Linked DNA regions of Homo sapiens: region 2 is linked to region 1. A link is a contact called in ENCODE Hi-C or POLR2A ChIA-PET data. All regions are on one chromosome and are shown on one strand. The core of a region is the stretch at or near the end of the contact, and the rest is flanking DNA. Distances in the headings are between cores, read along the strand shown.

Region 1 (6,818 bases), core at 191-2,690:
AGTGTTCACAATGCTTATGACAACCCAGTGAAGCAAGCACTAGAATGAGACCCATTTTAGACAGGGAAGCTAGGTTTCCAGATGAAGAAACTTACTCAAGGCTGCAAAGCCTCTAAGCAGCAAAAATAGCTCGGTCTCAGCATGATTTGTAGTAGTTAGTCCTATGCAACAGTGGGCTGCACAGCCTGTCTCTCAACCCACACAGAAAACGACTTGGCACCCCGCTGAATTCTGCATACAGAGAGCAAAATAGGACAAATACCCAGATTTTGAAAAATGTCTATTGTAAACATGCCTTGTTTGGAAAACAATTTATATAATAGTGCCAAAGAAAGAAAACAGAAGTTTGATTCGGTATTTCCACTTCGGGTAATTATCCCAAGGAAATAAGGAAAAAGCTATATGCTCAGTGATGGTGGTCAACATAAGACTTTTCAAAGAACAAGTACACCAGACCTGTGTAAAGGTTCCATAATAAAGTAATTAAGTAAAACACAGAATAGAAATTCAATAAATATTCAACACGACGCAAAAGTATCTATGAATGACTTTAAGTGGAACGAGCTCAAATCACAACTGAGTAATAATGGTACACACGAGGGCAGCAGGAAAGGAATATGGACAAAAAGGATATGCTTTAGTGGGGTTCAATAATGTGGGTGAATTATTTCTATTTGTGCAATTAAATTTTTTAAACACTAGAGATCACACCTCAAGCCCCAAAGCCCCATTCCGCATTTTCATACTCCTTTCAAAAGCTAAACACCCAAACGGAGCCAACATTAACATAAGAGAAAAATTATTATCATCAAGCAGAATACTTAAAAATTTCATCACGGTTCCCCCTCAATCTCTGCTGGGGTGAGTTCTGAGTTGGATAAAATCATCCTTTAGGAGGTGAGAGATATATTCGTAACTAGCAAAGCCAGGTAAATTAAAATCAGGGGCTCCGTGTCAGCTTAGGGACGGAGAATGGCTGGGTCTGGGCTTGCTTTCAGGGCTGCTCACCACAGGTCCCATCATCAGGGTTCGACTCCCCAGCGGCGCCTCAGGGAGAGGAGAGAGCCCAGGCACCGGACGCCCGTCCCCCGCCCCCGCCGACCCCTGGCGGGAGAGGAAGAAGGGAGGGAAAAATGGAAGGGCCGCGGGCGCGAGATCGCCCCAGTGAGCCCCCAAGCAGCCACCACCCAGGGACCCCGACCCGTCCGCCTGCCGGCGCCGCGGGCTCCCCGCCCCTTGCACCTGCGCCCCGCAATGCCGGAGCCAGCCAGCCCTCGCTGCCGCTCGCCACTGGCTCCCGCCCGCCTACCTGGCCCCGACCCCAGCCCCGGCCCCGCCGCAGCCTCAGCTGCAGAAGGAAGAAAGCGCCGGGTCTCCTGGCGGCCTCTCTAGGAGCAAAATGGCGACTCCATGCACAAGATTGGCGTCCGCGGTGACTGCGAGGCCGGTGGGCGGGGAGGGGCGAGGGCGGGACTAGAGCCCGGACAGCGGAGGCACCTAGCTGGGGGCTGTGGGCGTGGCCCACCAGTGGGTAAGGCGCGGGGCAGTGGGTGTAGCCACAGGGGTGGAGTCGGGCTGGCACGATGGGCGGGGCGGTGGGCGGGGATGCGCCTGTTTTGGTCCCTGGGGAGCTGCTAGCCCCACACCAACTGTGACAGCCCAGGCAGGTTACAAGGAATGAATGTGGACAGAGTATGACATTTGGAATTACAAATACCTGGGTTCAAGCCTCCACTGGCCTGTAACCTTGGACAAGTCATTTCAACCCTCTGAGCTTGTTTCCTCATCTGAAAAACAAAGATAGCAGCACCCATTCCATAAGACTGTTGTGAGGATTAAATGAGACAATACGGCCAGACGCGGTGGTTCACGCCTGTAATTCCAGCACTTTGCGAGGCTGAGGCGGGCGGATCACGAGGTCAGGAGTTCGAGACCAGCCTGACCAACATGGTGAAACCCCCATCTCTACTAAAAATACAAAAAAAAAAAATTAGCCAGGCGTGGTGGTGCGCGCCTGTAATCCCAGCTACTCAGGAGGCTGAGGCAGGAGAATCGCTTGAACCCGGGAGGCAGAGGTTGCAGTGAGCCGAGATCGCGCCACTGCTCTCCAGCCTGGGTGACAGAGCAAGAGTCCATCTCAAAAACAAAACAAAACAAAACAAAACTGTGCTAAAAGCACAGTTCTGGGTGTATAATAAATGATCAGTTTTTTGTTCGTTTGTTAGTTTTTTGTTTTGAGACGGAGTTTCGCTCTGTTGTCCAGGCTAGAGTGCATCGGCGCGATCTCAGCTCACTGCAAACTTCGTCTCCCGGGTTCAAGCGATTCTCCTGTCTCAGCCTCCCGAGTAGCTGGGATTACAGGTGTGCGCCACCACGCCCGACTAATTTTTTGTATTTTTAGTAGAGACAGGGTTTCACCATGTTGGCCAGGCTGTTCTCAAACTCCTGACCTCAAGTGATCCGCCCGCCTCCGCCTCCTAAAGTCCTGGGGTTACAGGCGTGAGCCATCGCGCCCAGCCATTATCAGTTATTATCGTTATTTGCCTTGTCGCCTTTTTTTCTTTTATTATAAAGGAATTAGTACTTTTGGTATCCATTGCCTAAGTTCTTTATAACTTAGGTAATGTTTACTCTTTATTGTATGTATAACATAATAATAGCAAACACATGGTCCTCTTTTAAGTGCTTTACATATATTAACGGTAACTTATTTAATCCTCACAAGAGCATAAGGTAGGTGTTGTTATCCTCTCCATTTTAATAGTTGTGGGAACTGAGACGACGACGTTAAATAACTTTTCCAATGACAAAGCAGTGGACAGAATTTCGACCCAGGAGGCTTTGCACCAGTCTTCACTTACCTAATCCCTATACCACATCTTCTCTCCAATTCTGCTTTGGATTTTTCACAATAATGAGGCATGAAATATTCATCAGAGGTTGCAGAGCTAGCTAGAGTCTTTATGGTTCAACGTCTTATTTTAGAAACGAAGAATACAAGCATCTCAACTAACGAATTGTAAATTAGGTGAGACTTCGTGAAATGGAGTCGTTTGAAACATTTCCTTTGCCTGACAACTTTACAGGGACATACCTCTTTGTAAAGAGCAAGACCCATGAGCCCAGTGATTATCTGCATACCAAAATTGATTCCTCTTCAGCGGTACCTCGGCTGGGCTCACGTCCCTTCTGCGCTGGCATCTAACTCCGGTCACAACCCCCACCTCTCTGCTGTGGCTGGCGTAGATTCCACGCGTCACATGTTGGCATGTGACTGGATCTGGCCAGTCAGAGAAGTTCATCCCTCTCCGCTCGCTGATTCGCTCCAAAGATAGGCTACTGAGCCAATCGGAGCCCACGAAACACCGTCTCCATCCCTGCGCCGGGACTGGAGAGGCTTACTCTCTCCTGCTGATGCTGCAGCTGCTGGGATGCCAGGAGGGGAACCGCCTGAGGAAAGTGCTGAGAGAAAAGAGAGGGAGGGATACAGACCGGGCCCAGATGAGTTTGCGCTGAATCTGAAGTCGGTAGGTCCCTGGACATTTCTATTATGGAAGCCAAGAAGAACCTCCCCTCCACCCTCTGAAGCCAGTGTGGATCGGGTTTCTGGCACTTGCAGTGTCTGCACGGTCTCCTCTCCTTCCTTCTCCATTGCCCTTTCTCACCCGCCTGGGCCCGCCACCCTGAACTACCGGGACACATGCTGTTCCTGCCTCCAGGCGTGCACTTCTTCCTGCAGCCTCCTCCCCTACTAACTCCTTCTTGAACTTGATAGCTCCATTGTCACTTTCGAGTCTTCCCTAAACCACTCCCTTCCCAAATAAAACTGTTTCATGTATTTTTCTTTCATTGGGCTTATCACGATTTCTAATTAAGTGTTTGGGTGGTTATTTGACAAATATCACCACCTCAGCCCCTGTACACTGTAAGCCCCATGAGGGTGGGCTCTTCGTCCCTCCTGCTGATCACTGTTTCCCAGGGCCTGGCACAAGTATGGTACTCAAGAAATGTCTGGAAAATTGAGTGCCTTATCCTTTCTGGAAAGAAAATGGGCAGTAGCGCAGCATTATATAGTGTTTGCACCATACAAGAATAATATTACTGGAAAAAAAAAAACTTTTCTAAGAGACAGAGTCTTGCTCTGTTGCCCAGGCTGGAGTGCAGTGGTGCAATCATAGCTCACTGCCGCCTCGAACTGGGCTCAAGTGATCCTCCCGCCTCGACCTCCAAAACGCTGGGATTGCAGTCATGAGCCACCACACCTGGCCTTGAATTTTTTAAAAAATCCACTCTCATTAACCAGAATGAGCTAGCTCCAGTGTATCACCGCGTCCAGGGTTCTGCAGTGGGGTGGCTTGCTCCTCAATAGTTTCCCGCACTGCAGGCACTTAGTTTGTAGTTTCATTTGTTCTGTTATAGCAATACCACTCTTCCATCCGCCATCCATTCTCCAAGGACTATTGAAATCCCTTGTAGGCTGATGTCAAAACTCTCATTCTCTTTATCCTTGGGGTTTAGGCCATAGGAGTGTGCCATGGTAGGTGTTCAGCCAAGCTGACCCACCAGGTGACTGCAGCCCCAGCCACCACCTGACTGCAACTTTATGAAAGACCCTAAGCAAGAGCCACCTAGCTAAGACCAATCAAACCACAAAAAATTGAGAGCTAAGAAATTTTTTATTAAAGCCCAAGTCTGGGCATATTTTGTTATACAATGGGTAATGAGCAAGAAAGGAGCAAAAGCATAATGTAAAGCTTGTGGTCAGTTCCACACGAATGCAGTTTTTGGTTAGTCCATTGCTAAACTTGATAATCCCTTGCCCACTTGGATGTTTGCAGTCAGAGTCTTTGCATGTAATAGAAGTGCTCAGCTTGCTGCAACACGTCATTGGCCATATTCAAGGGCTAAACTGCTGTATATCGACTATAAATCAAGATACTCAAGTCTAAGACATTTCCCTTCAACATTTTTTAAAGGAAGGAAAGGAATCTTTGCTATAGTTTGATAGAAATTTTTGAGCAGTATGGTGTAACAAAAAACACAGGATTCTCCTTCAAATGGTTGTGCAAATGAAAAAACAGGGACTTAGGTGTCCATCACTAGGATGGAGCCTGCTTCCTGCCTCCTGTCCTCATTGTGGAAATGACCCTGGACAGATCCACCTCTCTAAGTTTCTGTTTCCTCAGTGGAAAAATGAGCACTAATATTAGCAGCCATATGATGGTTGGGGGTGAGGAGTTACTTTTAGATGGAGTCCATGAGTATGAGGCACCGAGGAAGCTTTTGCAGCTGCCTCTCTGCTCTCGCCTGTCTGGCTATCAGGGAAGAAAAACAAGGCACCCCTTTTTCCCCAGTGGAAGAGGATGGCAGCTTGCCTGGCTGTAGGAGGCAGCGGAGGCCAAAGCCAGGTCACCAGCCAAGGAGGCCTTGGAAGTTCCTATAGAGTCCTTTCCTGCATCCTCCAGCTTTTTTCCTTTTTCTTTTCTTTTTTCTTTTTTTGAGATGGAGCCTTGCTCTGTTGTCCAGACTGGAGTACAGTGGCGCAATCTTGACTCACTGCAACCTCCACCCTCCCGGGTTCAAGCTATTCTCCTGCCTCAGCCTCCCAAGTAGCTAGGACTACAGGTGCATGCCACCACACCCGGCTAATTTTTGTAATTTTACTAGAGATGGAGTTTTGCCATGTTGGCCAGGCTGGTCTCGAACTCCTGACCTCAAGTGATCCACCCATCTCGGCCTCCCAGAGTGCTGGGAATACAGGCATGAGCCACTGTGCCCGTCCTCTTTTCTCCTTTTTCTATTTTCCCCCAAAATGAAAGGAACTTCATTGTCTTTTTTTTTTTTCCCGAGGCTGAGTCTCACTCTGTCATCCAGGCTTGAGTGCCGTGGCGCGATCTTGGATCACTGCAACCTCTGCCTCCTGGGTTCAAGCGGTTCTCCTGCCTCAGCTCCCCAGCAGCTGGGACTAAGAACTTCATTGTCTTTTGTAAGCATAATAATATTTACACATTGTAAGAAAAATTCAAATGAGAAAGAAGAAAAAATTAAAAAGATATTTGCCATTATCCCATGTGGAGAGGTAGCCACTCTTGGAATTTTCCAATATGCCTTTTCCCTGTAACAATTTATTGCAGGCATGATTCCATGTTGATGAATTCAGGTCGACATCATCATGATATGAGCTGTGAATGAAAGACTGTAGTCTTGGGAACCAGCGCCTAGATCCAAATTCCTTCTCTCCTCACCAGCTGTGTGACCTCAACAAGTTTCTTAACCTCTCTATACCTGTTTCCTCATCTACAAAATAGGAATAATAACAGCATCTATGTCATAGGGGAATCTTGATGACCACTTGAGTTATCTGGCACACAGTTGACTACCACTTTCTATTAACCGCAGCGATTATGAGCTATTGTGATATGGATGAACCATTATTTTCTCTTAACTAATCCCTCATTCTGGGCACTTTTTACTATTAATACATAACCTGTCTTTCTACCTTTGCCCAAGTATTTCCTCACGTTAAATTTCTAGAGGTAAGCTTGTTTGGTCAAAGGATATGCCCTTTTAAAATTTTGTTCCCTGAAATTTTGTACCAATTTACAGTCTCACCAGGAAGGTGGAAGAGCATCCATGTCTCTTCATCTTCACCAACACCAGGCACCATCCATTATTTTTAGCTTGTCCAAGTGAATAGTCAATGTTTTCTGGGCTTTTAAAATTACTTGTCCACGGGCCAGGTGTGGTGGCTCACACCTGTAATCCCAGCACTTTGGGAGGCCGAGGCAGGCAGATCACCTGGGGTCAGGAGTTCAAGA
Region 2 (5,940 bases), core at 1,730-4,229, 77 kb after region 1:
GTTTGTTTGTTTGTTTTGAGACGGAGTCTGGCTCTGTCGCCCAGGCTGGAGTGCAGTGGCGCGATCTCGGCTCACTGCAAGCTCCGCCTCCCAGGTTTATGCCATTCTCCTGCCTCAGCTTCCCGAGTAGCTGGGACTACAGGTGCCCGCCACCACCCCCGGCTAATTTGTTGTTTTTTAGTACAGACGGGGTTTCACCGTGTTAGCCAGGATGGTCTCGATCTCCTGACCTCGTGATCCACCCGCTTCGGCCTCCCAAAGTGCTGGGATTACAGGCGTGAGCCACCGCGCCCGGCCAAGTTTTCATTTTTTAAGGTAAGAGAAATTAAAGCACGTTTATATGTTGATGTGAGCAAACGTTTAAAAGGATTAAAAAACTGATGATACAAGAAAGAGAATTACTAGAACAATGCCTTCCAGTAGGCAAGAGGAGATGGAAACCAGGACACAGTAGACAGGAAGACCTAAGAATGGAGCACTAACAGTCCAATTATCATAAAAGAATATGAGACCCTGAGTAAACATGCAACTAGGCAGCTAGTGTGAAAATTGTCTTCCGACGGCTTCCATTTTCAGTGAAACAAGAAGCAACGTTACCAGCTGAGAGAGGATAAGAGAAGAAACGTTGAAGATTTGAGTTTTAATAGTTGCCTAAGGCGAGAGGGTGAAGGGGCTATGGAAATGTAGAATGACCGCCTGGCAGCACTAAGGGCTCGACTGAGGTTCACGTCACAAATTTATCAAGTGGGAACCGTCGGCCGGGCCTGGCGGCTCACGCCTGTAATCCTAGCACTTTGGAAGGCTGAGGCGGGTGGATCACCTGAGGTCAGGAGCTCAAGACCAGCCTGGTTAATATGGTGAAACCCCATCTCTACTAAAAATACAAAAATTAGCCGGGCGTGGTGGCAGGCGCCTGTAATCCCAGCTACTCTGGAGGGTGAGGCAGAAGAATCGCTTGAAGCCGGGAGGCAGAGGTTGCAGTGAGCCGAGATCACACCATTGTACTCCAGCCTGGGCAACAAGAGTGAAACTCCGTCTCATAAATGAATGAATGAATCAATCAATCAATCAATAAATAAATAAATAGTGGGAACAGTCAACATTGTTGTGTTTCTCCAGCCTCATCCGGCCTGGGCGCAGGTTCAAATGTCAGAAGCATGTGAACCTGAACAACTCCATCTTCAATAGGAGCTGGGTAAAATGAGGCTGAAACCTACTGGGCTGCATTCCCAGACAGGGCATTCTAAATCACAGGATGAGATGTGAGGTCGGCACAAAATACAGGTCATAAAGACCTTGCTGAAAAAACAGGTTGCAATAAAGGAGCCAGCCAAAACCCACCAAGACCAAGATGGCCACGAGAGTGACCACTGGTCGTCCTCACTACTAGACTCCCATCAGCGCCATGCCAGTTTACAAATGCCATGGCAACATCAGGAAGTTACTCTCTATGATCTAAAAGGGGAGGAATGAATAATCCACCCCTTGTTAACCATACCACTAAGAAATACCCATAAAAATGGGCCACCAGCAGCCCTCCAGGTTGCTCTATGGAGTAGCCACTCCTTTACTTTCTTAATAAACTTGCTTTCACTTTGCACTGTGGACTCACCCTGAATTCCTTCTTGCCTGATCCAAGACTTTTTTTGTTTTGTTTGAGACGGAGTCTCCCTCTGTAGCCAGGCTGGATGGAGTGCAGTGGCCCGCGGCTCACTGCAACCTCAGCCTCCCCAGTTCAAGCGATTCTCCTGCCTCAGCCTCCCGAGTAGCTGGGACTACAGGCGTGCACCATCACGCCCAACTAATTTTTGTATTTTTAGTAGAGACAGGGTTTCACCAAGTTGGCCAGGATGGTCTCGATCTCTTGACCTCATGATCCACCCACCTCGTCCTCCCAAAGTGCTGGGATTACAGGCCTGAGTCACCACGCCCGGCCAAGGACCCTCTTTTCGGGTCTGGATCGGGACACCTTTCCTGTAATACAGCTGAATTTAACCATTATTAGATTTTCTCCACTCAAGGCATCTCCTCATAAGCAGTCTTTCCTGACCATAAATCTTAGTTGTCCTATCCTCAGACACTTGTTATTTCATCACCCTGCCTTTGCAATTATCTGAAAATATCTTTGGTTATACAATTTATCGTGTCTCCCCACCCAACCCCCATCTCCTAGAACCCACTTCCCTAACCCAAAAATACGGGGCAAGAAACCTGTCTGTACTGGTCACAACCCTATCCCTGGGCCTACAACCGTGTCTGAGTCATAGTAATCCCTCAACAAATTTTGTGTGAACCGAAAGAAAAAAACACTTAAGACAATCTAAGTGACCATAAACAGTAGTTTTTTCTAAAAATATTATTAATCTTACGAGTCTCTGGTTGCCAACATGTGGACTACAATTAACTCTAAGAGCACAAAGGAGAGAATCACCAACAACATTAGTTTGGAAACAGCAATTTGAAAGCGAGGCTCTGGCGGTGTCGCCGATTCCTACAAAATAGCATCGCACCCCTGGGTGTCAGGAAGCTAAGAGGCCCGCAGGCCGCTCCTCCTCAACTCCACCCCGGCAATAAGGGTTGAGGAAAGAGAGACCCCCACTCGCGCTGGTTAACAATGGGCGTCCCCACAGCCGCAAGAAGTACTTGCTCTGCGCCGCACGGGTCACGCCGCCCCCAGCGGCCTCAGAACCCCCAGCAGCCCTCCTCAGACAACTACCCACAGCCCTCCACTCCCGGCCGCCCCGCTCCTCCTCGAGTTCGAGTAGCGGGCGCGGGGGACGCGGGCTCCAGTCCCACGGAACCTGCAGAGCCAGTCCCAGGAGCCGCCACCCTCCCAGCGAGCCCTCAGCCCCTCACCTGCTGCAACATGGCGGCCCTACGCCAGCCCTACTTCCGGGAGCCACGTCAGCGCAGCAGCGTACGGGTCCGGGTCGGAACTGAGGCGACCCGTCACCAAGGGCCAGCAGGGACCACTGTAAGAGCCTCAGTCCGGCCTCACTTCCGCTTTGAGGGAGCAAATCCAGGGGCGGGGCGAGCGGGGGCGGGGCGAGCGGCCCGGACACGGCGGAGGCGGAGCCTGGAGCAGGAGCGAAAGGGAAAGGTATTGGGGCCACAGTGGGCTCTAAGTGGAAAGCTTCATGGTCTGTTTTACGGAAGTATTTGCTGTCCACCCAATGCAAATTCTAAAGTCGTTCCCCCAGTGTCGCTGCCCCGAATGCAGGGGGGCGGGGTTTTATTGTATAATATAATTTTCTTTAAATATTTTACAAAGACTTACTCCTGTACAGTATTACTTTTGTACTTTAAATTGTAGAAGCAACTTTTTAAAATATGTTCTTGCAGAGAAGTAAAACGTTAAGAAAAACAAGGCAGGAGGACTCTAGAGTAACTAATGGACGGTATTATTATGGGAGGTATAAACTTAGACGCCAGGAGTTGAGACCTTGCGCCCTGGAGCTTAGGCGCCTGGGAACTCTATTGCCAATCATATCACCAACCTTTATGTACTTCTTTCATCAGTTGTAAAGTGGGGGTGATAATGGTTTCCTTACAGTGTAAGTATCTAGTAAATGGGAGACGTTATACTTACTACAGTTTTAAGTCCAGCCGCTCATGCTGTGATCTTGCCTGAACAAAGGATGTGAAATTAAGGGGCGTTAAGTCATCTTTGAAGCGGTGATGATGACAATATCCTATCTGTCTGGCCGAGTCAGACTGCTGTTGGCATAGTGGTATTTGCACGTGTCCTTAATTGAAGGGATTCTATTAAAATCACAAATTTTACGTGGCTGATTGCCAGTGCCATTTAAAACCTGATATTCTAATAATGAAAGGGGGAAAACACACACACGCGTTTCTAAAGGCAAGACATTTCGGCAGCACAATTGCATTCGTGCCCTTGGAGATGAAAAGCTAACAAATTTGGGGCCTGTACGTCCAGCCTGCCCATGGCAGGTTTTCAGTGGTCCACTCAGTGCTGTGGAGTTTTGTGTTGTTTTTCGTAGTTTTTGGTTTTTTAAGACATTGTGTTTGAATTCATTATCGTCTTTTAATTTTTAATAGCTAATTTTTAAAGCTAATTTTGTATTTTTAGTAGAAACGAGGTTTCACCACGATGGTCAGGCTGGTATCAAACTCCTGATCTCAGGTGAGCCACCCGCCTCAGTCTCCCAAAGTGCTGGGACTACAGGCGTGAGCCACCGCACCTGGTCAAGGCTTGAACTTTCTAATGGGCCATAGCTCTTGTAGTGGGCTGCACTCTTCTAAATTACCTGGTCCCTGCACCATAGTCCAAAGGTTTAAGCAGAAACCTCAATGCACTTGATGTTACTGGCCCTCTTTGTACAGAGGATAAATATGCTAATTCTCTTCCTTAGGAGTTAGCCCTGAGAAGGAAAAGCTCAATGTTGTCAAATGCAACAGGTCCACCCCACTGAGGGCTTCCCCTTTTAAATTCTTAATGGGTTTTATCAGGCTTCTGTGCAAAAATACCAGAAAACACCAATGCATGACCCTGATATAATCCCATAACTTCATTTGCCAGAAGAACTAATAGCACTAAATTGGTAGTGATGAATGGTATCTAATTTCCAGTGATCATCTCCCCATCCCCCATCAACGAAACTGGGCTTTCCTAATGCTCACTAAATTGTTTTCAGTGGGACTACAGATGCTAATCTCGCCCAACCTCCTTCTGTTTTCTTATTTTGATGATATCAAATATTTGGCTCAGAGGAAGATAACTGGGAGTTCCCACATTAATTACCAGGAAGAAACAGTCAAAAAAAAAAAAAAAAAGGCCAAATAGCAACATCCGCTTGGCTTTCTGTTTATTGTAAAACATTGTAATTTCCCAAGGCTGGTTTAGATAAATACATTTTGTCCAAGTTCAGGGGCCGCTGTTTTCCCTTGCTTCGTGAAATTATCAATAGGCAGGCCTTTGATCTTCCTGATCCATGCAGCTTTGCTGACTTTTCCTGGATCAACCACTCCAGTGGACTCCCTGGCCTGATATTCCTTCATCTTGGCTTCCTGGTGCTCCTTCTCCTCCTTCACGGTCAACAGCACGAACTCAGTGTTCACTCTAAAAGGATCAAGGGCTGTATAGATGCGAGGCCGTTCTTTCTTAAGAGACAGGGTGGCTGTGCCCACTTGTGGAGCTAGCATGCGGTTTGGTTTAATGACCTGCATACTGGTCAGGGGACCCGTACTGCACACAGCCCTTTCAATTGAACTGGTCACTTGGTCTCCACCCTTTAAGCTGCCAGAGAACCTGGAGCGGATAATCATGGGCTGGGGTATGGTGGACTGGACTCTAGGACTGTGCAAAGAGATCTTCAAGTTGGGCTGCAGTTTCTGGATTTCAAGGGGAATACTGGTTCGTTTCACATCTATAGGAGGATTGCTCAATCTCAACCGATCAACTGCACGTTGGATTGATTTTCCTTTGAAATTCAAGACCTTCCTTGGGTATGAAATTGAAGGTCCCCAGACATCAGTAATTTCTGTTTGGGGCCTACAGGGATAGGCAAATTCCCCGGAATTATGGGCGTGCTGCAGGGCGCTAACAGTCAGGAGGAATTGGTCAGGTGACATAGGGATTTTCCAAGACTTTTTCTTTGGGTGACTGGGCAGTTTTCCAGGAGTTTCCAATTGTCCTTGTTTTTGTGCTTTCTCCACATCATCTGCTTTTTCAAAAAAAAGAAAATTTTAAAAAATCGGCGTTCTATGAAAAATATTAAGTACGTATGCATTAAGTACTTGGGCATTCAAACTTCGAAGCACATTGAGGTCTTTGTTGCCCAACAGGTATGCCATCATACAGGCAGGCACCCTGAGTGGTATTAGAAATGCTGATACTAGAAACAATTTAATAAAACAAATTTTTTTGTTTGTTTGTTTTTGTTTTTGAGACGGAGTCTCGCTCTGTCACCCAGGCTG

What was found. A loop is a pair of places that touch in the nucleus more often than their neighbours do. ChIA-PET counts read pairs that join two places held with the same protein, here RNA polymerase II (POLR2A). Pooled maps may share reads with other maps.
Region 2: a map of endothelial cell of umbilical vein shows a loop between it and region 1 (9-fold over the local background). The contact joins the promoter of TVP23B here to the promoter of PRPSAP2 in region 1. A Hi-C loop is called at or near these places in 3 of 168 maps with a recorded cell type or tissue (CD4-positive, alpha-beta memory T cell, endothelial cell of umbilical vein and naive thymus-derived CD4-positive, alpha-beta T cell), 9 of 37 single-sample maps with no recorded cell type and 18 of 50 pooled maps. POLR2A ChIA-PET finds 5 or more read pairs at or near these places in 2 of 52 experiments (HEK293 and WTC11).

What each region holds. Positions count from the first base shown.
Region 1 is chr17:18,852,753-18,859,570 of GRCh38, reverse strand. PRPSAP2 (phosphoribosyl pyrophosphate synthetase associated protein 2) reads right to left here and starts at 1,440. Exons shown (of 12, transcript NM_002767.4): 1 at 1,310-1,440. RefSeq lists a silencer at 983-1,342 and enhancers at 1,089-1,661, 3,441-3,500, 3,521-3,570, 3,089-3,589.
Region 2 is chr17:18,778,222-18,784,161 of GRCh38, reverse strand. TVP23B (trans-golgi network vesicle protein 23 homolog B) reads right to left here and starts at 2,979. Exons shown (of 7, transcript NM_016078.6): 1 at 2,857-2,979. The coding sequence starts at 2,868. It overlaps FBXW10 (F-box and WD repeat domain containing 10), which reads right to left. Exons shown (of 14, transcript NM_001267585.2): 14 at 4,813-5,687. The coding sequence ends at 4,864.